2 separate regions of the Mus musculus genome follow, and region 2 is linked to region 1. Evidence: chromatin loops called from intact Hi-C (ENCODE). Cell type or tissue: left cerebral cortex. All regions are shown on one strand. Links, peaks and the distances in the headings refer to the core of each region. The heading gives the core; the rest is flanking DNA. Region 1 overlaps Akr1a1 (aldo-keto reductase family 1, member A1 (aldehyde reductase)). Region 2 holds the start of Mmachc (methylmalonic aciduria cblC type, with homocystinuria).

Region 1 (15,010 bases), core at 3,511-11,510:
AAGGTGAGTTCTTCCTGCTGCTGACTCGTCTTTTTCTCCTGAGTTAAAGGCGAGGGTCCTTCAGTACCACAGGTCAGGGCCAGGATTGAGCGAATGGCGCCAGCACGTCGAGGGATGCGATTTAGTTTCGCGTTTGAGCACTTCCTCCTATTCTGTTCTCAGATAACGTGTTTCTGGACCTCGGTTTCCTCAGAGTTGGAATGAGCAAGGAAATCATTAGTGCTGTAGGGAGGACTGGGATAAACCTTTGAATGTGTCTGGTGCATATCTCGTGCTTTTGCCATCTCTTTGTTTGGTCATCTGCTCGAAATTTCTAGGCGCTCTGCCTTTCCTAATGGCGGTACAGGGATATTCCTAGGAAGTGGCGGAAGTGGGGAGAGATTAGCTTGCTCAAGCCTCTGCCTTAGGTTTGAGAAAATTTGAACATCTCCTGTCGCTACGGAGCCTTTTAAAGTGAAAATACTTGAATCTTCACATTACCGAGCCTACCATTAATGGACTCTACTGTTTAGACTTTTCGTAGGACCGCAGGACCTGCTCAGCTTCTGATCAGGCCTGTTAACTTTTCCCAGGTTGCACTTCAGCAGCGATACAGGTTTAATTCCAGTATGAATCTTTCCTGCCCGGCAGAATTGGTTATTATTTATAGGTAGTTTTGGAGACAGAGTCTCTTTGAAGAATTTTTGCTAAAAATTAATGTTTTGTCTGCTATGTAAGTATGTGTACCTTGTGGGTGCCTGGTGCCCATGGAGGTCATAAGAAAGGGACATATTCCCTGGAACTAGAGTCAAACTCCGCCCCGGACAAGCCCTTTACCAACTGAACTACACCTCCAACCCAGATTTTTTTTTTTTTAGTACTTGCTCAAAGTTAGTAAAATACTAACAGGTGTAGGTCAGAGGTAGAATTGGCGTGTGTAAGGCCTTGGGATTGTCCCCCAGCCCCTTGACACACATAGATACATGACTTTTCTTTGGTTTTCCAAGATGGATTGAAGATACCGAAGTCAGTGACTTCCTCAGGTGCTTCTCCAGCAAGCTAAGCTGTCCAGCTAGCATGGCATGGTATCTCCTGCCTATAAAGCCAATTTGGAAGGGAGACGCAGGGGGATCATGAGTTCAATTCCATTCTTGGCTACAGACAGTTCAAGACCATCCTGGGCTACATGAGACCATATCTGGGGAAAAAACCCAAACCAAATCCAAAAGAAAAGCCCCAGTATTCAAGGTCTCCCCTCAATTAACTTCTGTGTGCGCATGGTAAAGGGTTCAGATAAATGACCCTGGCTTGTGGGGGAAACCCTTTTGTTGTTGTTGTTTTTGTTTTGTTGTTTTTGTTTTGTTTTTTCGAGACAGGGTTTCTCTGTGTAGCCCTGGCTGTCCTGAAACTCACTTTGTAGACCAGGCTGGCCTCGAACTCAGAAATCTGCCTGCCTCTGCCTCCCAAGTGCTGGGATTAAAGGCATGCACCACCACCGCCCGGCTGGGGGAAACCTCCTTATGAACAAAGAGATGCAGTGAGATATACAGTGTATATCAGTACACACACACACACACACACACACAGTCATGTGAGAAAGTGATTAGAAGTTTCAGGGAGGAACCAGAATTTCCATGTACTAGCTCAATGGTAAGTAACAATTAGCTAGGCAAGTGTGAAGTTTGGGGAAAGAAAATGTGCCGATACCTGGAATCAGGTGGAGCTTGCTTCTCAATCTGAAATGATGAGACAGCGAAATGAGAAATGTGGGACCTAGGTTTTAAAGAGTCTGGACTTTAACCTGGAGAGAATTACTGAACAGTTTAAGCCAAGGAATCACATGATTGGATTTGGTGGATGTATTTTGATTAAGTCCAAATTAAAAATATTTCCTGGTTTAGTCAAGGGATGGTAGAGGTTGCAGCTAGGGCAGGAACAGTGGAGGTTTATGTATATTACTGGAAAAGATTTACATCACAGCATTTGGAAGTAAAGGCATGTATGTATTTTGGGGGTTTTTGTTTTTTGAGACAGGGTTTCTATAGTACTGGCTGTCCAGGAACTTGCTCTGTAGATCAGACTGGCCTTGAATTCACAGAGATCTGCCTGTCTCTGCCTTCCAAGTGCTGAGATTAAAGGCAGGCACCAGGGCCCAGCTTATATAATTTTTTATATTTACTTTCTGTGTTTTTGAGAAGGGCTTTCGTATGTAATGCGGTCTTACCGTGAACGTGTAGGTTGCACTTGGCCTCAGATGTGCACCCTTCCACTTAACTCAGGAAGTGGATATTTTTGGAGATTTGAAGGCTTGGGCTTTTTTGGTTTTTTTATTATTGTTTATTTGTCTGTTTTGCCCTCCTTTTCAGGCTTTGAGCTGAGATCCACCTGATTTGCCTCCCAAGTGCTGGGATTAAAGGAACAAGCAACCATGATGGGCTAGCAACAGAATTTTTAATGCAGAAAATAGATCTGGGCCAATATAACATATTTAGGATGATTTTTAAAAAGAATTATTGAACCGGGAGTGGTGGCACACACCTTTAATCCCAGGACTCAGGAGGCAAAAGCAGGTGGATTTCTGAGTTCGAGGCCAGTCTGGTCTACAAAATGAGTTCCAGGACAGCCAGAGCTATACAGAGAAACCCTGTCTCAAAAAACCCAACCACCCCCCCCCCCAAAAAAAATTTATTGATTTAGTTTATCTGTGTGAGAACACTGTAGCACACATACCAGAAGAAGACATCAGATCCCATTACAAATGGTTGTGAGCTACCATGTGGTTGTTGGGAATTGAACTCAGGACCTCTGGAAGAGCAGTCAGTGCTCTCAACCACTGAGCCATTTCTCTAGCCCCCAATTTAGGATGATTTTTAAGCAGGGTTCTTAGAAGTGCAAGAGAAGATAAAAACCTCCTAAGATGAGTTTTATTTATTTATTTGTTGATTTTGGAGACAGGGTTTCTCTGTGTAGCCCTGGCTGTCCTGGAACTCATTCTGTAGACCAGGCTGACTTCAAACTCAGAAATCCACCTGCCTCTGCCTCCTGAATGCTAGGATTAAAGGCATGTGCCACCGCTGCCCGGCGGGTTTTATTTTTAAGAATTTTTTTGTTATTACTGTATGAATGGGTGTAGAGGTCAGAGCATAACTTCAGGCTTTTTTCCTTTTTTCAGGAGGTGTGGGTTCAAGACAGGATTTCTCTGTGTAGGCCTGGCTGTCCTAGAACTCCCCATGTAGATATGGCTTGCCTCAAACTCAAGAGATCCATCTGCCTCTGCCTCCCAAGTGCTTGAATTAAAGTTGTGTACCACCACTGCCTGGCTCTGTCTGGTTTGTTTCAATATTTGCCATCCAAGGCCTTGGCTCTCTGGTGAATTGAGTATACAGAAAGCAGAGAATGAAGAGCAGACTCTTGAAATGGTGGAGCTGAGATTCAAATGAAGTTTGTGTAATTCTAGAGCCTAGATGATGCTGCACTCTGCTGATGGATCTGATGAGATAGTTTTAGTCTCTCAAGATACCTGTGGATCATGCTAGCAAAAAGGCCCAGAAGACTTAAACATGTGAAACTGTGTAGGAAAAGTCAGAGTTTATTTTAGATGGTTACTGAAAACACAAACTTGACCAAAGGAAAGAAAAGAGGACTGAGAAGAAAGTCCAGAGGTTGGTGGGAGGCAGAGGGGAGGGAGGTCCTCCAAGTCAGTACACCCTTCTGTAAGTATCATGTTCTTTGTGTCTTGTTCGCAACTTTGCTAGCTATACAGGAAAGCTGTTGCTTAAAGCAGACTTGCAGAGGATTACTTTCTGTCCTGTTGGAAGTCTGTCTTCTGCTGTGGCCCTTCCATCCCCTTCCCAGAAGTTCTCTACAGATCTTTGTTCTTCCTGCCTTTTGTCCCACTCCTCTGGTTTTCAATTTCACCTGCAAAAGGAATGAAGAAGCAAGATTAAGGTTCCCCGTGTTCCCTGTAAGCTAGGCCTTTGTGCAGTCTCCACCCTTGTAACTTCAGAACCTTCTCAAGTGCTGGGAGAAGTAAACAGGTTATTGTTTGAGATCAAGCCCAGGAACCTAGCCATAGAACTGCTTGCTTGATCCCTAGGAAGTGCACGGTTACAAAGACCATGGTCTCAGAGGTTTCTTTGAGCAGAAAAAATTGCTTGTATGCTAAGCAATAGAATTCTTTCTGGCAGAAATACTTGGAAAAGACAGTTTTGGTGTGTTTGTTTATTCATGACTTACATTATTACCTGCCCTCCCATAATCTTTTAAAACTTGGAAACAAAGTTCATATTTATGAAGATGTTATTGGCAGTTAGATCAGCACCAGGAGAATATTTATGGTACTGATAAGATCGAGAGAAAGGTTATTTCTACTTGATTGGCTCTTGGAGCAAATATTCTCTTTTCTCTTTTTGATAACTGTTCAGTCTCCTCCCCACTTGTTAGGTATGGAACCTACCTAGGGTCCCAAACATTCTGGTCAGCATCCTATCACTGAGCTATTGTGAGTTCCAAAGATGGGAGGTGAAAGACCACTGAGTCAAATCACCATGACCAAATTAATGAAAGCAAACTTTTATTCCTGTGCACAGGCTGCCTCCCTCTAAGGTTCAGAAGGTCAGCATTGGATGTGGGGAAGATTGGGGCTTCCAAATGGGGGATTTAGCAGGGAAACCGGCAAAGTTAAGGCAGTAGAACAGAGCAAGGTGGTCATCGTAAGGTAGTCATAACAGCCTCCTGAAACAAAGGCACACTTGCACTGTGGTCATAACAGTCTTACACTTTGCTGCCTATATTTTCTCATCTGAGAAATGGTAAGTGCTACACTTCGCTTGAAGGAGCCCACTCAAGCCTCTGAACTGAGCCAGTCAGACGTGTGAGAGGGCTTCAGAGAGACTCTGTTAAAGCTTCAGTTGCTGATGTAGACATGTTCCTACTGAAGACCTTAACTTCATCTTCAGAGAAGTCATCCTTTTCTGGGCCTGTGGTTAGGAAATCTTTGTGTCATAATGATCCTTGTCCTTTTTTTATTTTTTTATTTTTTTTTGGCATTTCAAGACAGGGTTTCTCAGTGTATCTTGGCTGTCCTGGAACTCACTTTGTAGACCAGGCTGGCCTCGAACTCAGAAATTCCCCTACCTCTGCCTCCCAAGTGCTGGGATTACAGGTGTGCGCCACCACTGCCCGGCCTCTGACTCTTGTCTTTTTATTTTATTTTTTTATTTTTAATTGTTTTCAAGGCAGGACTTCTCTTTGTGGTCTTGGCTGCCCTAGAACTCAGAGATCCACCTGCCTTTGCTTTCTGAGTGCTGGGAAAGGTTTTGAATTTCTTGAGACAAGCTGGCTTAGTACTTTTGATCCTCTTACCTTAGCTTCCCGAGTGCTGGCATTGCAGGCTATCTCTATGCTAGGTTTGTGGTATGCGTGTGTTGCTGGGGATGACGTCTTAGGCCTTGTACATGCTAGACAAGTGCTGAACCACCGCTACTCCCACCCTCAGAAACTGGAGCTTTTGAACACTGACCTTCATTTTAGCCTTGTGTGAAGGCCAGTCTGGTTAGCGTTAGCGTTTGTTCAGGAGCTACTGGGTTTGCTTGAGTTCATGTACCTTGTCTACAGAGACAGACACAGGCACTGATATGAGGTGTTTGTTCCCATGTCTGCCACTGCTCCTGTCTCCACCCTTTCCTGAAGTATGCTTTACAAAGGTGGACAGCTAAGGCTCCGAGCAGTGCTAACCTCCTCACCATTTGTTTCCTGTCTGTGTCTTAGGGGACAATGACGGCCTCCAGTGTCCTCCTGCACACTGGACAGAAGATGCCTCTGATTGGTCTGGGGACATGGAAGAGTGAGCCTGGTCAGGTGAGGGATTGGGAAAAGGAGGGGAGACTTGTTGAATCTCTGCCAGGGAGAAGGGGGGATTTGCAAGACGGGCCCTGAGTTTTTCCAACAATAAGCTGCATTATTGTTCCTGGTGAGGATGAAGATAGTGAAGAGATGAGGGAGGAAGGGACAATATGAGCCCTTAGTTTTTCCAGCTAACTAAGGAGGGACTCAGGGTTACTAAGGAGCAGAGTCTTATGGTGGTGTTGGAGCCTCTTTGTTTCCAGGCCTAAGCTGAGTCTCAGTATATTACTTACCTCAGCATACTGTGGTCACATCTCCTGCACAGCGGGCTTATTGAGACCTTGGCCTTTCCCAAGTGCACATTTTGGAGTTAGGAGCATAGTTCAGAACTTGAGAAGTTACTGGGATAACTGTATAGACAAGAATTATGAATAAGGTTTTAATTGAACATTTTTTTTAAGATTTGTTTATTTATTATTATAAGTACTTAAGTACACTGTAGCTGTCAGATGGACCAGATGAGGGCATCAGCTCTCATAACGGTTGGTTGTGGGCTACCATGTGGTTGCTTGGATTTGATCTCAGGACCTTTGGAAGAGCAGTCAGTGTTCTTACCTGCTGAGCCATCTCACCAGCCCCTTAATTGAACTTTTAAATTAAATTGTTTGGCAGTTTCATCCATGGGAGGAGTACATTCTGACCACCAGTATCCCCTCTCTTCTTTTTTTTTTTTCCCAGACAAGATCTTTCTATGTAGCCTGAGCTGACCTGGAACTCAGCTCAGGCAATAGTTGAGCTTCCAAAGTTCTGGGATTACTATGCCTGACATCTTTTTCTTTTTTCTGAAGATTTAATTTGATTTTTATTTGTGTGTTTGTGTGAGTGGGGGGTGTGGTGTGTGTGTGTGTGTATACATACATAAGTGAGAGTGCGAGCTTGTGGAGGCCAGGGAAAGGCATCAGGTTCCCTGCAGCTGCACTTACGTGTAGTTGGGTGCCATCTGTTGTCAGTTCTGGGAACTGAACTCTTGTCAACAAGCACTGTTAATCCCGGAGCCGTCTCTATAGCCCCAGTACCAGGCGAGGGTTTTAGATTTTTTTAAAATGGGATTCAGAATGGGGGTGACTTTATTCTTGTTCTTTGAGATTTTTCATCCTATATTACTCAGGAGCTTAAAGCGCAGCTTTCTTTAGCCTTGCAAGGACTGGGGTTACAGGCATGTTCACGATGTCCAGCTGATTGTACTCTTATATAGCCATTTAATATGTAATCAGTCATTAAGAATACCAAAGCTCAGCCAGCTGGTGGTGGTGCACACCTTTAATCCCAGCACTCGGGAGGCAGAGGCAGGCGGATTTCTAAGTTCGAGGCCAGCCTGGTCTACAGAGTGAGTTCCAGGACAGCCAGGGCTATACAGAGAAACCCTGTCTCGAAAAACCAAAAAAACCGCTGAGATGGTGAGATGGCTCAGTGGGTAAGAGCACCCGACTGCTCTTCCGAAGGTCCGGAGTTCAAATCCCAGAAACCACATGGTGGCTCACAACCATCTGTAACAAGATCTGACTCCCTCTTCTGGAGTGTCTGAAGACAGCTACAGTGTACTTACATATAATAAATAAATAAATAAATCTAAAAAAAAAAATTAAAAACAAAAAACAAAAAACCCCCCAAAAAAAGAATACCAAAGCTCTTTAGCTCATGCCTGTTCTCTCAGTACTTGGGAGTGCTGGGTGCTATGGACCCTGGGCTGCCTACTGAGTTCTAAGACAACTTGAGCTACCAAATGTGAACCTGTCTCAAAAAGCTCCCCAAAATGAAAATAAAGTAAAAGTCTTACCAGAGTATGGTGTTACAGGCTGCTAAATCTTTATCCTTCCCTTTTCCTTAGAAATCTGAGTTAGAGTTAATATAGGTTTAGGGATCACGCTTAGGAAGTCAGGCTTCTGAGTTAAGCTACTATCTCTACTGTAGTTAGATACTGCCTTGTTTTTTGCATTCCTTACCAGTTTCTGAGGACCCTGGAGTACAGTCAGGGTCTCTGTGTTCTAGGCAGGCACTCTACACAGCCTAGGGAGAAGGAACTGGGTTAAGGAAGGGAGTTCTCTATGAGGGTTATGGAGGAGGCAGGAGCCTAGGGAGGGGATAAAAAAAAAGTATCTGTTTAGTAAGAGCTGAACTCAGAAGTTAGTTGGTTGTTTGGTTGGTTGAGAAAAGGTCTCACATCACCCAGTTAGGCCTTGAGTTTCCCGTGTAGCTGAGAATGGCCTTGAATTTATGATCTTTCCACCTCTGCTGGAGTTGTGAGATTATAGAAATATATCATCATGCCCAGGTCATTTAGGGAATTTAACATAGGACTTGAGGACTTTGTGCTTGCTAGGCAAGCATCCTACCAACTAAGGTATCTTCTTAACACTTTATGGTTGTATTTGAGACAGGGCCTTGTTGAATGGCCTTAGCTGGCCTGGTACTTGTTGCACTGTGTAGCTCAAGCTACAGTTGAATTTTTGGTAATCCTCGTGCCTTGGCTTCCTGAGTGCTTAGATTAACCTGGTTCTTGCAGATTAATTGACCTATTCTTTTACTTGGTCTCTGCTTTCTTCTCTCCATTAAGGGGCTCTAGTTCCAGTTTCTGTTCTGATCTTTTTTAGAAGACTTATTTTGGGGGTGGGGGAGCGATATTGGGGAGCTGTAGAGATGCCTTAACAGTTAAGAGAACTTGATCTGTGTAGTACCTGCTTTGACTCTCGGCATCCACATAGTGATTCATAGCCATCCATAACTCCAATTCTAGGAAATCTGGAGCCCTCTTCTGACTTCTGCAGATAACCAGGTGTGCATGTGTATACATACATGCACTCATAAACGTAAAACAATAAATGAATTTTTAAAATATTTTTTAAGAAGCCTTTTTTAATTCCTACCCTCCATCTCTTTTTTACTAGCCTGGGATCTCAGAGCTTACTCCATTATGTGTGGCTCTCTGATGTGCCTCTCTGCACAGCCTTGGCCCTTAGCCTAGGAATTTCCTTCCTTCCTAACCCCCTTATTCCCTCCCTCCCTCCCTTCCTTCCTTTTTGTTCTCTCATTTCTTTTAAAAAAGATTTATATATTTAATGTATGAATGCTCTATCTGCATGTACACCTGCAGGCCAGAAGAGGGCATCAGATCCCAGTATAGATGGTTATGAGCCACCATGTGGTTGCTGGGAATGGAACTCAGGACCTCTGCAAGAGCAGCCAGTGCTCTTAACTGCTAAGCCATTTCTCCAGACTAGAGCCTGGATTTCTGCGCCTCCTGCCTTTATCTCCTGAGTGCTGATGTATAGGCTTAAGCCAGCACAGTCTGTTTGTTCTAGAGAAATTTAGGGCTTCATACATGCTAGGCAAGCATTCTACCAAGTGAGCAATACCCTAGTCTGGAATCATTATTCATCTTCTCACCTTGATCTTCATGAGTGGCCTTCATATAATCTTTCTCCCTTACCAGTTCAGACCAGTGTAGAACTGAAATCTTTTTTCTCTCTTCTTTTCAATGCAGGTGAAAGCAGCCATTAAACATGCCCTTAGCGCAGGCTACCGCCACATTGATTGTGCTTCTGTATATGGCAATGAAACTGAGATTGGGGAGGCCCTGAAGGAGAGTGTGGGGTCAGGCAAGGTAAGAATGGAGGCTGATTATTATTTAAAAACATACTTTACCTTTCTGTCCAGTAACAAATACATATTTTGAAATTAAGAAAAAAAAAAAAGAATTGGGGATAGAAAAAATGGGATATGAGAATTTAGGGCTGAAGCTGGGACTTGGTCTTAGATAAGAGAAACTGTCATCAGTTCCTAGCATGCTCAATCTTTTGACATTGTTATCTGCAAAGAGTTACTTAAGAGTAACATGGTGGCACTAAAAAGAAAACCTCTCTGGGTGGTGATGGTGCACACCTTTAATACTAGCACCCAGGAGTCAGAGCTAAGCAGATCTCTGAGTTTGAGGCTAACCTGATCTACAGAACAAGTTCCTAGACAGCTAGAGCTGCATAGAGGAACTCTGTCTGGACAAAAGGGCTGGAGAATATGGCTCTTGTCTTGCAGAGGCCCTGGGTTCCGTTCTCAGCATACACATGGCAGGTTGTAGTTGCCTACTGCTCCAGTTCTAAGGGATCTTGACACCCTCATACAGGCCTACATTCAGACAAAACACGAATTCACATGAAGTAAAAAAGGAAAAGTGAAGAAAAGAAAAAGAAAACCACTTACTTTAAGTAAGTTATGGTTTTGCCTTGGGTCACATTCCGAGGCACACTTTTTCTCTCAGAGGTGTTGTAGGTAAGTTTGGGTGCTCAGGACTCTTCTCACAGTGGCCTCTGCCTCTCTCACAGGCAGTCCCTCGAGAGGAGCTGTTTGTGACATCCAAGCTGTGGAATACTAAGCACCACCCTGAGGATGTAGAACCTGCCCTCCGGAAGACACTGGCTGATCTGCAACTGGAGTATTTGGACCTCTATTTGATGCACTGGCCTTATGCCTTTGAGTAAGCCATGTTTCTACAACGTGTTCTGGAAGTTGAGGGGTGGGTGTGGTAGCATTGGTAATTGATGATATTCACAGCTGCAGAGCAGGGTAAGAACACCAATCAGTGGCAGGAGCAAGCAGAGGCAGTTCCTTACCATGGGATTTTTGCCTTTCCTGCAGCCCGGTGTTTAGGTCTATGAAGAGAGTAGCACCCAGCACGTACCCTAGTGTTCCACACATGATGCTCTTCTTTTGAAGTAGCACCCCTAAGATTTTGGCCATGAATTTCTCAGCAGAGGAGGGTGTGAGTAGTCTTATGTAAGCACTGTGCCCTTGTCAGATGGGCAGAACCCCTACCAACCCCCCAGAGAAAGTGACATTAAGGAAGCTATGCTAGAGGGGAGGAGATAGGGTCTGGCCTATGAATGAGGCATGATGGCACATGTCTTTAATCCTAGCACCTGAGAAATAGAGGCAGGTGAATTTCTGAGCTCAAAGCTAGCAGAACTAGTTTCAGGATATCCTGGGCTACTTAGGAAAACCCTGTTTTGAAAAACAAAAAAACCAACAAAACAAAACAAAACAAAACCCAAACATAGAAAGCATGTGCTATGAATATGAAGGGATGGGCATTCCATGTAGATGAAGTGCCTAAATTCTTTTTTTTTTTTTTAATTTATTTATTTATGGAAGTACAATGTAGCTTTCTTTAGACACCCCAGAAGAGGGCATCAGATTTCATTACAGATGGTTGTGAGCCACCATGTGGTTGCTGGGATTTGAACTCAGGACCTCTGGAAGAGCAGTCAGTGCTCTTAACCGCTGAGCCATCTCTCCAGCCCCCTGCCTGAGTTCTAACTAGAAGGATAAGAAAGCATTGCAGTTCCTAATTCTTGTCACTTTATCCCTTGGTCTTATGGTGTGGTCCACAGAATAGCTGGATAGGCAGGCAGGACAGTAGCCTGACTTTTGCTGACACTTGGGGATGGGGTCTGTTTACTCAGGCGGGGAGACAATCCCTTTCCCAAGAATGCCGATGGAACTGTCAGATATGACTCAACTCACTATAAAGAGACCTGGAAGGCTCTGGAGGTACTGGTGGCAAAGGGGCTGGTGAAAGCCCTGGGCTTGTCCAACTTCAACAGTCGGCAGATTGATGATGTCCTCAGTGTGGCCTCTGTGCGCCCAGCTGTCTTGCAGGTGAGCACTACAAACAGACCAAAGGAAAATGTGTGTGCAGAGCATGAATAATCAAGTGGGGAATCTCCTTAATGGAGGTGGCAAGTTGTCAGAGGTGTTGTTGAAGAAATTCTCTGTATAAAAGTGGATTTGAATGTAAATGGGGAAAATACCTAATTTAAAAAAAAAAAAAGGAAAATAGAGTTTTAAAATTTCATTTTCCAGTACAAGGAAAATGAAATTTTAAAAATAAAACTTGTTTCTTAAGGGGACAATTTTGTGTATTTAGTAACACTGTAAAGAAAAGAGAATTACTAATGACAAAAACAACCCCCCCCCCCCCAAAAACAAACCCTAGGTAACAGCTAATGCTGAGGATAGGATGATAAATGACATCGAGGGACGAGAGTGGCAAGACTTGTGTGTGTATTCAAATATGTACATATTGTTCTATGTGGATGTTTCCTTTAGTTTTTAAATTAAAATTTACATTAAGTTTTAAAAAAAAAAAAGTGGATTTGAAGTCCTGGAAGAGAATGAACTCACCAGTGAAAACAAGCGAGCTTTAAGGCAGCAGAGGTTAACAGTGGAGGGCTATTCCGCTCAGTGTAGAAGGGGTCAGGTAATCTGGGTGTGGCCACCCTGTGCTGAAGGCTCTTCCTTGTTTTAGGTGGAATGCCATCCATACCTGGCTCAGAATGAGCTCATTGCCCACTGTCACGCACGGGGCTTGGAGGTGACTGCTTATAGCCCCTTGGGTTCCTCTGACCGTGCTTGGCGCCATCCTGATGAGCCAGTCCTGCTTGAAGAACCAGTAGTCTTGGCACTAGCTGAAAAACATGGCCGATCTCCAGCTCAGATCTTGCTTAGGTATGGGACTTTTTTTGTTTCCTTCCTTTTTTGGCTTTTCTAGACAGTGTTTCTCTGTGCAGTCCTGGCTGTCCTGGAACTCACTCTGTAGACCAGGCTGGCCTTGAACTCAGAAATCCGCCTGCCTCTGCCTCCTGAGTGCTGGGATTAAAGGCATGTGCCACCATTGCCTGTCTGGTATGGGACATTTTTGAGAAGTTCTATTTGGGAGGCAGGGACTGAGGGAATTTTTTATTTGAAAAGGCCTGGGGGCCGGAGAGATGGCTCAATGGTAAGAGTGCCGACTGCTCTTCTGAAGGTCGTGAGTTCAAATCTCAGCAATCACATGATGACTCACAACCATCCGTAATGAGATCTGATGCCCTCTTCTGGGGTGTCTGAAGACAGCTACAGTGTATGTAAATATAATAAATAAATAAATCTTTAAAAAAAAAAAAGGGCCAGGCGTGGTGGCACATGCCTTTAATCCCAGCACTTGGGAGGCAGAGGCAGGCGGATTTCACAGTCAGGGTTATGCAGAGAAGCCCTGTCTCAAAAAACAAACAAACAAACAAACAAACATACATACATACATACATACATACATACATAGGAAGGAAGGAAGGAAGGAAAAAAAGGAAGAAAGGAAGAAGGAAAGAAAAAGAAAAAGGCCTGGAACCTTAACTAGATTAGGCTGGCCAGGAACTCACAGATCCACTGCCCTCTACACACACACTACATTTTTGTTAATTTCTGTATTCACTTTACTTTTTTTTAATTCTCCAGAATAAGGCTAAGGATTTTGCTCTGTGGTCTAGAGTGAGGCTACCATGGGTCATCTTGCCTAGTCCTCTGAGGCGCAGGTGGTCTAGGAACTAGGTCAAGATGCTGTTTCTCAATCCTAACACCTTTTCCTTGTAATCCCTTACGTAGATGGCAGGTTCAGCGGAAAGTGATCTGCATCCCCAAAAGCATCAATCCTTCCCGCATCCTTCAGAACATTCAGGTACTGGGACATTAGGTTCTGTCTTCTTTAGTCTGTTGAGATATGTTCTGGCCTTGATTCTACCTGCTAAGAAGCCAGTATTGGGAGACTTCAGCTACTACTCACAGGCTGATTTTCTCTCCACCAGGTATTTGATTTCACCTTTAGCCCAGAGGAGATGAAACAATTAGATGCTCTGAACAAAAATTGGCGGTATATTGTGCCCATGATTACGGTAAGGATGTGTAACCATTTAGAGTCAGGGAACAGGGAATAGGTGATGTGCTCAGGCCTACTAGAGCCCCTTCAGTAGGAGGTCTGGAGTGTGGTGGCCCAGGTCTGGCTGCAGGCTTGCTGGTTGGAGAAGGGACAGAATGTTGTTGGAACTGCTACCCAAGGTGCGGTGCTTGGCTTTGCTTCCTCACTCCCTGTCTTCCTCCTTTCCGTTTTTTTTTTTTTTTTTTTTTTTTTTTTTTAAATGATGGGGTCTTACTATATTGCCTGGTAAGGCCTGAAACTCAGAGAGATCTGCCTGCTTGTGCCTCCTGAGTGCTGGGATTATCAGTGTGCCATCATGCCTGGCTCCCTTTTTATTTATTTATTTATTTATTTTGAGACTGGGTTTCTCTGTGTAGCCCTGGCTGCCCTGGAACTCACTCTGTAGACCAGGTTGGCCTTGAACTCAGAAATCCGCCTGCCTCTGCCTCCCAAGTGCTGGGATCAAAGGCATGAGCCACCACTGCCCAGCTTTTTGTTTTGTTTTGTGTTTTAATATGGGGGCTTAACACTGTAGTTGGTATTTTTGTGGAACTCACTATGTAGCCCATGCTGACTTTGAACGGCCATTCCTCATGCCTGATTTCTCTTTCTTTGCCTTGTGAGTTTATCCTTCCTTCCTTTTAGGTAGGTTTTAAACTCCATTCTCATTCTCTTGCCTCAGCCTACCAAGTTCTGGGCAGCACCAAGCTCTGTTCCAATGATCTTGTTCTCTTGTCATTGGAGAAAATTAGCATGGCTCAGGGGTAATTAATATAACCTGAGTCTTAGTGTGCTTATTATCTTGACTTTCTCTAGTTAAATAATAGCACTCAAAAAGCATTCTTGAACTTGTTGAGGCCTGCTATATGTAAGGAAGTAACCAGATCTGGGCACATTATTCTAGCTAGCCTGTGAAGTCTTAGGGTAAGGTTAACCATGTGAATTTGATTCTGGAATCGCTGTACTAGAGATAGGTGAAATTCTTCAGAAGAATTGGAGGTATGTCCTGAGTCTTTGGAATGTCAGTGCTTACTAATAATGGGTTAATTTATTTTATCTTTCTTTTCAGGTGGATGGGAAGAGGGTTCCCAGAGATGCTGGACACCCTCTGTATCCCTTTAATGACCCATACTGAGACCTATAGTTTCTCAGCTTCCCTTTCAGTTCTCCTGCTAAGCATTGCCTGCTACTCCCCAGAAAGAAGGAATCAATAAAGCCATTGAAGTGTATACGTTGTGTGCCTGACTTACTTGTCTGGTTAGGCATGAGACGAAATTGTCCCCAGGGACAGCACAGACCGAGGGGCTGTGACTGCCAGTGTTAGAAGCTCTACGTGCTTCCTTAGTGCTCTACAAGAATGCCAGAATTTTAAATTTTACAACTTCTAATTGATATACTGGTACCTAG
Region 2 (13,872 bases), core at 5,873-13,872, 62 kb before region 1:
CGATGCCCTCTTCTGGTGTGTCAGAAGACAGCTACAGTGTATTCATATAAATAAAATAAATCTCCTTAAAAAAAGAAAACCCTGCCTCAAAAAATTAAAAAGGAGCTAAAGAGATGGCCCAATGGTTAGGAGCACTTACTACTCTTTGATGGCCAGCATCTATATGGCAACTCACCATCGTGTATAAGTCCAATTCAAGAGGATCTGATGCCTTCTTCTGACCCCTCAGGACCTTACACGCAGATGGTGCATAGACATACGTGCAGGCAGAATTCCCATACACATAAAGTAATAAAAGAATGTTTAAAAATAAAAATAGTATAATTTGAATCATGGAACTCTTTATTTCCTCAAGAAGGTTATAGCAAAAAATACTTCTTGGCTAGGTGTAGCAGTGCCCACCTTTGATGCCAGGACTAGGGAGGCAGAGGCAGGAGAACCCTGAGAGTTCAAGGAGAGCCTGTTCCCAGAACAGCCAGGGCTACTTAAACAGATCCTTTCTCAAAATAAGAAATAGAGATTTTGGTTTTGTTGGCTTTTGTTTGTTTGTTTTGAAGACAACTCGATTTCAGAGAAACAGAACTGTAGACATACAGACTGGGCTACTGAGGGTGAGGAGGTAGGGAGAAGCTGGGGTAAGCCTCCCAGCAGTGTGACTGACTGGATCTAGTGCCCACCGGAACATCACACTCTCCTTTGTGATCACCTCAATACTCCCAACATCCTAACCTATTCTACTCACCAAACAAGAGATCATTTCTTCCCAAGTTCACTGGAGCTCAGTCAAAGGTGCACCTATGATTGTCAGATTTCAAAGGCAGGGGTCACAGGAACCAGGTAAGTAACAAGAAGGAAAGGTATGGCCCAGCCTATCCCATGTGGGGCAAGATTTACAGAGAACACATCAGGGAGAATGAAGCTACTTTATTTTGAATTAGCCAGGGAGAAGGACTGGCTGCACAGTGCGATGCCTCGGTAAAGAGGGCATGAACGGAGAGGATGAGGAGGCTGCCTGGGATAGAAGCTGCACCTCATTTTTCTCACAAGTTCTTACAGGTCACTCTGGAAGATCGTGGGGCCCTCAAGGAACAGGTCCTCTTGCCCTAGACTCCAGGCATGGAACTGAGAGCTGCTGGGTTCCAGGTTAGGAAGGGAGTTGTTCTGGAGTTCTAAGATGAAGGAAAATAAAATTAAATTTAAAAAGAAATTAGCATCCCAGCACTCGGGAGGCAGAGGCAGGCAGATTTCTGAGTTCGAGGCCAGCCTGGTTTACAAAGTGAGTTCCAGGACAGCCAGGGCTACACAGAGAAACCCTGTCTCAAAACAAAACAAAACAAAACAAAACAAAACAAAAAAGCAAAAAACAAAGCCAACTCCCCCCAACCCCCAAAAAAAGAAAGAAATTAGCAAGACTGCCATGCACAGAACTAGGCCCTGGACCACCCTGGAAAAGACACACAGGCCTGATCTGAATGTGCTGATTCTCTGGCGATTTCTGACTATCTGTCTGTACCTATGCCCCAACTACAATTAAGTGGTTAAATGAAAATGTGGTGGCCCATGACTGTAATCCTAACACCAGGAACTTGAGGCAGGAAGATTTTGAGTTCAAGGCCAGTCTGGGTTACATAGCAAGCCTGAGCTACACAACAAAACCTGACTTTTAAATAAATATTAAATAATAATTACTTTGGTTTCTCTTCAAATCACATAAATCTTTTGCCTTTTACTAAATGAATATCAAATAATAAAGTAGCTTTACTCTCCATGATATAACATAGGTAGATGGATTCACAAAGAAAAGACAATGTCAAACAATTAGACAGCTCATTCAGGAGGCATTCAGAGTCCGTCCTTACCCCTATCCAATTTCTTTAAAAGTTCCCAGCTACGGCCACAGTCTGGGAGACTGACTTCAGAGCTGGATGAAGAAAGAGACATGGTGAAAGCTCGTGCCAGAGGCAGCTTTGACTGCTGGGCAGGAACGGAGTTCCTAGAGAGAACAGTCAGAAGCAGAGGATGGACCTAGGATACTCTTCCAGCATAAAACCTTCTGTTCTGAGGCCAGGAGTCCACCCCACCCCCTCCACTATTGATCAGACATGTAAAGATATGTCACTGTGGTGGAGGGATGGCTCAGCAGTTAAGAGTACTGACTGCTCTTCCAAAGGTCCTAAGTTCAATTCCCAGCAACCACATGATAGCTTACAACCATCTGTAATGGGATCCAATGTCCTCTTCTGGTGTGTCTGAAGACAGCTACAATGTACTCATATAAATAAAATATATACAGATAATTATATATATATGTATATATGTATGTGTGTGTGTGTGTATATATATATATATATATATGTATATATATATATCTCACAACTCTGAATCAAATGAAGAATGCCTAATACTGGGGCCAGCAAGGTTGCTCAGCTGATAAACATGCTTGTCACCAAGCTTAACAACTTGAGGCTGATCCTCAAAACCCATACAGTAGAAGGAGAGAACCGAATCCTATCAGACCTCTGACCTCCACATGCACTTCATGCTACATATGCCCACAAGTAAGCAGACTAAATAAATAAATAGAATACAAAAAAAAAAAGGGCTGGTGAGATGGCTCAGTGGGTAAGAGCACCCGACTGCTCTTCCGAAGGTCCAGAGTTCAAATCTCAGCAACCACATGGTGGCTCACAACCATCCGTAACGAGATCTGACTCCCTCTTCTGGAGTATCTGAAGACAGCTACAATGTACTTACATATAATAAATCAATAAATCTTTAAAAAAAAATACAAAAAAAATTTCAGTAATACTAGTGGCCATAATAGCACACGCTTGTTGTTCATTTGTAGGAAACAAAAGAGAGCAGGCTGGTGAGTTTGAGGCCAATCTGGGCTACCCAGTGGAACCCACCCATCTCAATAAAAATAGATAAAAAAAAAAAAAAAAAAAAAAAAACTGAGTCTGGTAACATATACCCGTAACATCTGCACTTGGGAGGTAAATCAGGAGGACCAGGAGTTCAAAGACAGCCTAAGCTAGACTATCCAATGCTGTTCTTATGAATATAAACCCAGATACTCAGACTGACCACCCTAACCAATTTTGGCCAAATTTAGGGTAGCTGAACTTTGCTTGACCTCTACAACACAAACCCCCTGTAACAGCCCAGCACACACATCTGACCTGAGGAGGTAGGGCTCTTCCTTCTGGGCATCATGGGCCTCTGTACTGGAAACCTCCAAGGTATGAACCCTGTCCATCTGGTCACTCTGCAGGTGCTCCAACTTCTGCCAGACCGAGGTGCAGAGGGAGGGCTAAATCTCTCTCTTTCCAAGGGAAACTCCCTCCCACAACCCCCTCCTTGACACATGAGAACCTACATGTGGGCAAGGACAGTGAATCATGTCTACAGCAAAGAGACTGGGAAGAACTGCTTTGGAGAGATGTGGAGTCAGCAAGGGAAATAATGAAAGAGAGATGGAGGTGGGAGAAGACATCCAAGCCCTTTCTGTAGAGCAAGGATGGGGACTCAGGACGAACTATGTGGAGTCCGATCTAACCCTGTCCTACCTTCCAGCTGCGGGCCTGAACCTGGGGCCCTTTAGCTATTTGTTCCAGCAACAACTCCTGATGTTGGCCTGAAAATAAGACAGAATATAAGGGGACCATTCTCCAACTTCATTCCTTTTTCTTCACTGCTTTGTGACCAGACTGGTGGTAGAAACTTAAACACATTCTGGTCCAGCTGCTGGGAAGATACCAAGGTGATGGGAAAGACTAAATGACATGAGAGATAAAGAGCAAAATAAAATATTTTGCCAAAGGCTAAAGGTGTAGCTTAGTGGTAGAGCAGACACTTTGCAAGTAAAAAGCCCTGTGCATTTGATACCCAACATCACACAATATTTAAATTATAAAATATACAAATAATAGTAATAATAATAATAATAATAATATCAATAATAATTTGCCTAGCCAGGGGTGGTAACACATGCCTTTATCCCAGCAGTTAGGAAGCAAAGGCATATGGGTCTCTGTGAGTTCAAGATCAGCCTGATCCACACAATGAATCCCAGGACAGCCAGAACTATGTAGAGACACTGTCTCAAAAAAAAAAAAAAAAAAAAAAAAAAAAGGGCCGGGCGTGGTGGCACACACCTTTAATCCCAGCACTCGGGAGGCAGAGGCAGGCGGATTTCTGAGTTCGAGGCCAGCCTGGTCTACAAAGTGAGCTCCAGGACAGCCAGAGCTATAAAGAGAAACGCTGTCTCAAAAAACCAAAAAAAAAACCCAAAAAAAAAAGGGAGGTGGGGGTGGAGTACTGGAGAGATGGCTCAGTGGTTAAGAACACTGGCTGTTCTTCCAAAGGATCCTGGTTCAATTCCCAGCATCCACATGGCAGCTCACAACTCTCTGTAACTCCAGTTCCAAGGGATCTGACACCCTCACACAGACACACATGCAAGTAGAACACCAATGCACATGAAATAAAAATAAATTAAAAAAAAATAACAAAACTAATATGCCAGACTTTTCAATAGTTCAAACAGTCAGAAGTAATGTCACTTACTGGAAGAAAAAGAAGATATTCCAAAACAAGGACAAAAAACCACTTTCAATCTTTCACTCACTCAGCTGGTCTCGAAGCAACTTCAGTTCCTCCCGAAGAATTTCTGACTCTTCCCACAAAACCTGGTGCCTACATGAGTGACAGCAGTGTCATTCTAGAACCAAACAACAAACCCAGAATGGCTGGAGATAACAACTTAATGATAAGGGCATCTACTTAGCATGTACTAGGCCCAGGGTTCAATAGCCAACATCACAGAGAAACAAAGTGAGTAGGCCAAACATTTGTTTTTGTTTTTGTTTTTCGAGACAGGGTTTCTCTATATAGCCCTGGCTGTCCTGGAACTCACTTTGTAGACCAGGCTGGCCTCGAACTCAGAAATCTGCCTGCCTCTGCCTCCCGTGTGCTGGGATTAAAGGCGTGTGCCACCACGCCCGGCTACACCAAACATCTTATGCTAGGAGCTCAGAAGCCTCAAAAGAGGAAGTTTTGGGCTAGGAAGATGGCTCAATGGTTATGAGAACAATTGCTCTTAAAGAGAACTTTGATTTCTTTGAGCCTCCACATGATGGTATAAAACATTCATACACCTAAAACACTTTTTTGTGTGTCCTTTTTGTTTTCTGAAAAAAGATCTTTTTAACCCTGGATGGCCTATAGCTCAATATGTAGAGCAGGCTAGTCTCAAACTCATAGAGACCGGCCATCTCTGCCTTCTGAGCACGAGAACTAAAACTGTGTGACACCAAGAAGCACATTTTTTAAAAAATAGTATAGAATAGAGTTTATTCAGGGCACAGAAGGGGAGTTGGAAAGGGGGAGAGGGAGAGAGAGAGAGAACAGAGAAAGAGGAGAGGAGAGGCCTGCCAGAAACATGTGGAGAGAAAGGGGTAAGGGGAAGAAGAAGAGGAGGAGAAGGAGTAGAGGAAGAGTGAAGCACATTTTTAAAAAATTTTTATTTATTATATATACAACATGTATGCCTGCAGGCCAGAAGAGGTCATCAGATGTGGGCCAACCCGTGGTTGCTGGGAATTGAACTCAGAACCTCTTGAAGAGCAGTCAGTGCTCTTAACCTCTAAGCCATTTCTCCAGCCCCCAAGAAGCACATCTTAAACAAACAACCAAAAGGGTGAAGCCTTGCCCATCACTTACTCACTCTGCAGCTCTTGGTGAAAGCCACTGGCAGGACCCAACTTTCCTGGTCTTGCTTTCATTTGGTTTTGGACTAGCTCTTGAACCTGACTCCGAAGGCCCTGCAGTTCCTTTTTCAGCCCTTCCAGGCATTGCTCCAGAAGGGCTCTCCCTTTGGGGCCCTCCTGCAGCAGTTTTAGTGATGCTGTAGAGGGGAAAGTAAGGTCAGTGGCTCTAAGAGACTCACATGAGAGCAAATGACACATAGGTAAAGCTGTGTAGGGCTGGAGGGAGAGAAGCTCACCCATTCACTAAAAGGCTAAGCCCCACAACCGAAAGCTGTATGTACATCAGCGGTAGAGCACAGATCATTAGCATGTGCAAAACTCGAAAGCTGTATGTACATCAGTGGTAGAGCACAGATCATTAGCATGTGCAAAACTCTTGGTTTCCATTTTAAAACTCTGTGTGCCATACATAGAAAAGAATTGGCCCAATACCTTCTAGAGCACTGATCTTGAACATATGTTGCTCCCGATCCTTCAACAGGCTCTGTACAGAATGCTTCAGCGCCTCAGTCACCTACCCAAGCAGAGAAAACCCAGACATTCCTTTCTAAGTCATTGTCCCAACTCCTAATATTCTCGTCTCACATTATCACCACGTACATACCCCTAATACCTCACCTGAGCCTGAGCCTGAAGCTGGGATCGGAGTTTAGTAACTTCATCCCAGAGAGAGGAGCTGTGGGCTTCAGTACAGCTCAGTCTCTCTCCAAGAGTGGGAGTCTTTAGAGCCCAAGGCTGTTGAGCTTGGGCCTCTGGCTGAGGAGGTAAGCGATGAGAAGTCCAGGTGTCAGCCAGGTCCCCTATTGTGGGAATAGGGAAGGGACAAGAGCAGGGTCTGTCTGTGTAGGAAATCAGAGGACAGGAAGTAGCTGGGATTTGTACAGAACTGTGAGCTGTACAGGCAGGCACTGAAAGAAAGGAGGCTCTGAGAAGACAAAGGGCTGGGAGAAAAGACAATACTTACCTGTAGAGGAAACTCGAAAGGGATACAAACTCTGCTACAAAAAAAAAAAAAAAAAAAAAAAAAAAAAAAACCAGCAAACAGTTCAACAAGCCAGTGAGCTCTCAGTGCCCTTTACTAAGCCCTAGCCTAGCCTCCCAATGGGAGGGGTTAGATGGGGATCCCAGAGGTCCCCCTCTTACCTTAATCCGGGCCATATTTTCATCAGTTGAACTGAGAACCGCATGAAGCTGATCAGACCAGCTAGGGCTCCTGTTCATCCTGGAGCACTTGAAATTGCGTCTCTAACTTTCCCTGTTCTTGCTCTTCCACACTCAGATACCCGCGGGCCAGCCCAGGACAAGCCACAGAGTTAGATGGAAATAAGGAAAGTGGGAATATATTAGGGCTACAGAAACAGTGCGATAGCAATACTGTGAATCTAGAACTACGGAACAGAGTACTTTGAAAAGTGGGGGGTCGGGGAGGGGGGAAGAAAACAGAATAATATCGAGAGGGTAGAATGAACCGAATTTTGGTTGAGACCTCCACAAATCAAGGACGCTATCACCACTGAGACAAGTGACAAGTGCCGCTCAAGAGTTCAAACTCTGGTAGGCGGAGAATGAGATTTTAAGTACCGGTGCCGCAGCGCCACCCGGGAAACTGAGTCCGCTTCTTGCGGAGACCACAGGCAATAGAGGGCGGAAATACGTTTCCCTGGAAATACGTGCCCTGTGCGTTCACACTCACACCTCCCGTGAAGCTCGTCGGGACACGGAGTCTTCCAGACTCGGTTATGTTTGGGCTACAAGGACAAAAGTAACTACGTGTACCAAGATGCACCGTGCAGAGTCAGTTGAGTCCGTTACTATTCCTTTACTTCTTGGGAAATGTAGTCCAGCCCTGATGGACGCATACAAGCCTAAGTTAGCTATGAGACTCCATTTCCCAGCAAGCTCAGCGTTCAGCGTGCGTTATGGAGCCGCGAGTCGCAGAGCTGAAGCAGAAGATTGAGGACACCTTGTGTCCTTTTGGCTTCGAAGTTTATCCCTTCCAGGTTGGTTTGTCTTCCCTGTGGTCCTAGGGTGAGCTCTAGGATTGGCCTTGGTGCCAAAAGTGTGAAGGCCGGTGAGCCCTTCTGATCCTCTCAACCTACTGCAGCCATCTGATGACCAGGTCGTGTTGTAAAATGGGGCTTGATTAAAAAACGTAGAGAAACACATGTTTGCCCTTTTATGTCTTTATGATGTCAAACAAATGAATGGGATACAGCCCAAGATCCCCTAACCTGTCATCATTATAATTTACCAGAAAACGGTCTCCCGGTGTGGGCGGGATCATCAGATTCTTCCAAAGGAATTAGAAGAGGTCAAAACTTGGAAGGTTGGTGTGACAGTGTACTCGATCAGATGAAGAGAGAAGAGTATTCCTAATGTTGAACAAGAGACAATTGGCTAGTTTGTTCGGCCAGCCAACAGAAGGCTAATTCATGGTGTTGCTTGCCATCAATACGGGACTGAGCATAGAAATTCCTCACGCTCGCCTGGTACAGAAGTCTCTGTAACCACAGTCCCTCTCCACCCCACCCAGCCCCGCCCTATTCCACACTTTCCTCCCACAGTGCTGAGTGAACAAAATTATGTTTAAGACACAAACTAAAATCCGCCTGTGTCCTTTGGCCTATCTTAAGATTCCTAGGCCATTGAGCTTTCCAGGGGAAGACTTGTAAGAAGATACTATTGAGAAGTTAAGTCTAGTTTGAAAGCCATGCTTGAGGTCTTGGGTTCAATTCCTAGTAATGAGGCAAAAACAAAATTGAAAGCTGAGGCTATAAAACTAAGTGAGATGTATATCTATCTATCCATCTATCAGAAATTTATCTGATAGGTGGATGGCTAGCTAGCTAGAGTGCTGGCTTAGCATTTGCAAATCTCAGTCACCAGCACAAAAACAGAGAAATGTATATGAAAAGATGGATTGAAAGGAGAGGAGAATTATGTACATTCTAGAGTCAGATTGGGACTGGAAAGAGAGCTCAGCAGTTAAGAGCACTGACTGCTCTTCCAGAGATTCTGAGTTCAAATCCCAGCATCCACATGGTGGCTCACAACCATCTGTAATGGGATCTGATGCCCTCTTCTGGTGTGTCTGAAGACAGCTACAGTGTACTCACATACATAAAATAAGTAACTAAATCTTTTTTTAAAAGTCAGAATTTGGAGGCAGTGATGGAAGGTAGTGATGGAAGGCAGATATGGGAAAGAATAGAAGTGCCTATGTGAATGTGAGGCATGGTGGCTGAAGCCTTTGACCCCAGCACTCAGGAGGCCGAGTCTTCCAGACCAGCCTGATATACATAGCAAGCTCCAGGTCAGCCAGAGCTATAGTGAGACCCCATCTTATTTTAAACTTGTGTGTGTCTAGTCTGGATAATAGGAACTATTATACTGAGCAGAGTTAGCCCCGCCTGTCTCCTAAGGTCTTGCTACTCACCTTTCCAGTCCTATATCCAACAGCCACCATGAATATCACCTGAATCTTCCAAACACAGGTTGTTGTTTTTAGCCCACCAACCTATCCTATATCCCAGAACACTTCTCACATATGAATTATTATAATCTCCTTGCTGCCATCTTGGCTCCAATCCATTCTCTACAGCGCAACCAGATCTTAGTAATGCAATTATTGGTCACTTTATTCTTTTAAGGGTTAAATGACTCCTCATCTTCACCAAGTTGGTGCCATAGTTTTTAAGTTGATATGTAAGGCCAGGCCCAACCTCTCTCCTACTAATCTCTCAAGCCTTCCCCTAGTGCATTTCCTTCTTTTTTTCTTTCCTTTTTTTTTTTTTTTGGTGGGGGAGAGGGGCGGGGGGATGGGGTTCTTTTTTTGTTTTGTTTTTTCGAGACAGGGTTTCTCTGTGTAGCCCTGGCTGTCCTGGAACTCACTCTGTAGACCAGGCTGGCCTTGAACTCAGAAATCCACCTGCCTCTGCCTCCCAAGTGCTGGGATTAAAGGCGTGCGCCACCACGCCCAGCTTCTTTCTTTCTTTTTCTTTTTTCTTTTTTTAATTCTCCCCACCCCCCCCCCAAAAAAAAAAAAAAAAAAAAAAAAAAGACAGGGCTTCTCTGTGTATCCCTGGCTGTCCTGGAACTTGCTCTGTAAACCAGACTGTTCTCAAACTCAGAGATCCAACTGCCTGAGCTTTCTGTGTTCCAGGTGGCGTGGTACAATGAACTCCTGCCTCCAGCCTTCCACTTGCCCTTCCCAGGACCTACCCTGGCCTTCCTGGTACTCAGCACACCTGCTATGTTTGACAGAGCCCTCAAACCCTTCTTAAAGAGCTGCCACTTCCAAACACTGAGAGACCCGGTGGATCAATGTGTGTCCTACCACCTGAGGAGTGTTACAGAGGTAATGTGGAACTTTCCTTCAACTCCCAAATCCACATCTGCTTCCCTGTTGACCTAGCTTAGGGCACAATCTAGCCTTAGGGCTAGGAGCCCTGACATTCTGCAACTTCTTTTTTTTTTTTTTTTTTTTTAAAGATTTATTTATTTATTATATGTAAGTACACTGTAGCTGTCTTCAGACACTCCAGAAGAGGGGGTCAGATCTTGTTACAGATGGTTGTGAGCCACCATGTGGTTGCTGGGATTTGAACTCCGGACCTTCGGAAGAGCAGTCGGGTGCTCTTACCCACTGAGCCATCTCACCAGCCCCCTATTCTGCAACTTCTTACACCCAGGTTTTACCCTTTCCTTTAGCAGACTCCCCATCTGAAATCAGTTTCGTAGGGTGACTACACTGATAGACAACTAGAGGAACCTCTAGTCTTAATCTTTTTACAAATCTTTTTTTTCCTTTGTTTTTATTTATTTATTATATGTAGGTACACTGCGGCTGTCCTCAGACACTCCAGAAGAGGGAGTCAGATCTCATTATGGATGGTTGTGAGCCACCATGTGGTTGCTGGGATTTGAACTCCTGACCTTCGGAAGAACAGTCGGGTGCTCTTACCCACTGAGCCATCTCACCAGCCCCTCTAGTCTTAATCTTAAAGATGTTGGAATATTAGTAATCCAACATCTTTAGTCATTGGTCATTGACTTTAGTCATTGGGTTCTATGCTGTCTGTGGAGCCTTTGAAGGCAGAAGACTATTTCCCAGCCTGTACTCATTTATATACACATAAATCTTTACATATACATTCTAGGTCTTTCCACTCTAGAATTGCCACAGACAACTCAATAACTCCTATAATGGAGGCTTCTGAGCAAGGCTTTTATATTTCCTTTCAAGCACAGGCCCTTCTGAGGGGGCAGAGAAACTCTAAAATCCTTCACTTTGTAGCTCCTTAGGTTAAAGTTGTTTTTCCTTCAAACAGACATTTAATGGTGAATTCCAGCAGTAGAGAGATAGAGGCAGGAGAATCAGGAATTCATGATCATCTTTAGATATATAAAGCATGTTCAAGGTCATTCTGACCCGGTCACACACACACACAAACAAACAAACAAACAAAAAAATCCCCTTGGGCTTATAAAAACAGAAGGCATATTAATACATAACTTAGGACTTAGAACAAAATCATGACTCCCATCATGCTAACAAGCGCCCTGTATTCTGTTCCAGAAGTTTCCAGAAGTGCATATGGAAGTCATTGCTGACTATGAGGTACACCCCAATCGGCGACCTAAGATTCTCGCCCAGACAGCAGCCCATGTGGCAGGTGCTGCTTATTACTACCAACGACAAGATGTGGATGCAGACCCATGGGGGACCCAGGTTAGAGAGTGAATGTGAATGAGTGGGTGGGGACCAAGGGAAAGGATAGTAAAGGCTCCTAAAGGATCCCCTACAATATAAGGTCTGTATAAGTGCTGAGATTAAAGGTGTGCCCCACCACTGCCCGGCTAGATTTTTTTTTTAAAGATTTATTTATTTATTGTATGTAAGTACACTGTAGCTATCTTCAGACACACCAGAAGAGGGCATCAGTTCTCGTTACAGATGGTTGTGAGCCACCATGTGGTTGCTGGGATTTGAACTCAGGACCTTCAGAAGAGCAGTCAGTGCTCTTCACCACTGAGCCATCTCTCCAGCCCTAGATTTCTTAATTTAATAGAAGGGACAGAGCCTTCTGCATGGAATGAGTGTGCACTGAGTGGGAAAGAATTAGAAAAAGATTAGGAACATTTGTTGCTTTTGTATGAACCATGTTCAATCCCAAGCACTCACGTGGCTGCTCAGAACCATCTGCAACTCGTTTTTAGATTGACACCCTCTGCTGGCCGCTGTGGGTACTGCTTGCATGCAAGCAAAACACTCATACCCATACTTGGGGGATAAAAAGTTTCCAATAGTCGTTGAACCTAGTGTCAAAATGACCTCTGTAACCCTGCTTTTTCTTTGTCCTCTCCCCAGCACATAGCAGGTGTGTGCATACACCCCCGATTTGGGGGCTGGTTTGCCATCCGAGGGGTTATGTTGCTGCCAGGGATTGAAGTGCCAAATTTGCCACCCAGAAAGCCCCCTGACTGTGTGCCTACAAGAGCTGGCCGCATCACTCTGCTTGAAGGTTTCAATTTCCATTGGCGGGACTGGACTTACCGTGATGCTGTGACTCCTGAAGAACGGTACTCCGAAGAACAGAAGATCTACTTTTCCACCCCACCTGCCCAACGCTTGGCCCTATTAGGCTTAGCCCAACCCTCAGAACACCCTAGCACTACATCTGAGCTTCCTCTTTCCTTGCTTACTAAACCTCAGAATTCCAGGAGAGCTCGAAGCTGGCTGAGTCCAAGTGTCTCACCACCTGTATCCCCAGGCCCTTGATAACTTTTCCCCTTCAGGATCCCACTCATAGTAGATTTATTTTAAGTAGGATTTGGGTTTTGAAAAAAACACTTTCTCCTTTTTTAGTTTTTTTGAGACAAGGTTCCTCTATGTAGCTCAGACCAGGTTGGCCTCAAGCTAAGAGAGATCCATCTGCCTCTGTCTTCTCCAGAGTGCTGATTTTTTGCACTGTGGAAAAACCATTTTATTTTAGGTAGGATTTCCTGATAATAGTGCTTCAGACAGTCAAGACTCAATTTACATTGGTCAAGATAAATCATATGCCAAGGCAGACTCAAAAATCAGCAGTTGACTTCAAATATTAGACTCATGCCCATTACTATTTTTTTGTTTTTGTTTTTTGTTTTTTCAAGACAGGGTTTCTCTGTGTAGCCCTGGCTGTCCTGGAACTCACTCTGTTGACCAGGCTGGCCTCAAACTCAGAAATCCACCTGCCTCTGCCTCCCGAGTGCTGGGATTAAAGGCGTGCACTACCAAGCCCGGCTTTGTGTAGTACTCTTAAGATACTATTTAAGAACCATGGTTCTCACTGTTCGTTCCTAAAGCTGCTATCATTTAATGCAGTTCCTCATGTTGTAGTGACCGCAACCATAAAATTATTTTTGTTGCTACCTAATAATTTTGCTAGTTATGAATCAATTGTCTTAGGGAATCCAGTGAAAGGGTTGTTCAACAACCCCTGGGGGCTGAGAATCACAGATTTAGCAGCTCCTAGGGGTACCCACCACATTGAGCTATGCTGAATTAATATTTAAGTAAACTACATTGAAACTGCCCCGACCTACAGTGTGCTATTACTAAAGGCTCAGGCAATCTTATACTTATGCTCAAATAGATGTACTTTGAATTCTGGAATGTTGGAAGGACATGATGTCATAGGATTATTTTGTCAACCCTAACCAAGAATCCAGAAGAAACTTCCTGACTTTACAGGATCAGAAAGGAATATTCTCTCATCACAGCTAAAATACAAGTAGTTGAATACAATCATATCCAAAGCCACCAACTTTGTTTGCCTGTTTGTTGATTCCAGAGATAGTTTCCCAATTCTGATATTTCAAATTTCACTCCCAGGGTCCAGGGAGGTTAGTTGGTAAATTGTAATGTGCTGTTTTTACTTGTTGAAAACTAAAACAGGAGACAGACCAGTCTCAGACTCAATCATGTTTCCTTGAACAGGAATCCACCCCCGCCCTCCAAACCCTGCAACAGGGAGGGAGAAGCAAACTACTGAGGGTATTAAGGGATCTGCAACCCTATAGGTGGAACAACATTATGAACTAACCAGTACCCCGGAGC

Evidence for each region. Hi-C counts contacts between places; a loop is a spot of excess contacts. Peaks named below come from ENCODE experiments on the same cell type or tissue, not always from the same donor. Only the 100,000 strongest peaks of a DNase experiment are listed, where the experiment ranks them.
Region 2: a loop joins it to region 1, with 2.5 times the contacts of the local background. A loop is called at or near these places in 5 of 42 quality-filtered maps.

The regions. Positions count from the first base shown.
Region 1 is chr4:116,636,332-116,651,341 of GRCm38, reverse strand. It overlaps Akr1a1 (aldo-keto reductase family 1, member A1 (aldehyde reductase)), which reads left to right. Exons shown (of 9, transcript NM_021473.3): 1 at 1-3; 2 at 5,749-5,838; 3 at 9,365-9,484; 4 at 10,200-10,351; 5 at 11,337-11,532; 6 at 12,182-12,381; 7 at 13,294-13,366; 8 at 13,494-13,580; 9 at 14,673-14,832. The coding sequence starts at 5,755. The coding sequence ends at 14,738. Among named protein-coding and RNA genes, the nearest start is that of Akr1a1, 7.8 kb to the left of the region's middle. In left cerebral cortex, for the core only: CTCF peaks have their summits at 6,839 (motif pointing left) and 8,990 (motif pointing right); a DNase peak (open chromatin) is centred at 6,833; H3K27ac peaks cover 246 bases.
Region 2 is chr4:116,702,137-116,716,008 of GRCm38, reverse strand. Mmachc (methylmalonic aciduria cblC type, with homocystinuria) reads left to right here and starts at 7,624. Exons shown (of 4, transcript NM_025962.3): 1 at 7,624-7,771; 2 at 9,934-10,128; 3 at 11,350-11,502; 4 at 12,142-13,575. The coding sequence starts at 7,691. The coding sequence ends at 12,552. It overlaps Ccdc163 (coiled-coil domain containing 163), which reads right to left and starts at 7,414. Exons shown (of 10, transcript NM_026714.3): 1 at 6,915-7,414; 2 at 6,736-6,769; 3 at 6,390-6,571; 4 at 6,204-6,285; 5 at 5,725-5,908; 6 at 4,631-4,698; 7 at 3,570-3,637; 8 at 3,183-3,286; 9 at 1,860-1,921; 10 at 325-1,169. The coding sequence starts at 6,992. The coding sequence ends at 1,051. In left cerebral cortex, for the core only: CTCF peaks have their summits at 7,363, 8,882 (motif pointing left) and 12,012 (motif pointing left); DNase peaks (open chromatin) are centred at 7,045, 7,522, 8,135 and 12,002; H3K4me3 peaks cover 1,634 bases; H3K27ac peaks cover 1,434 bases.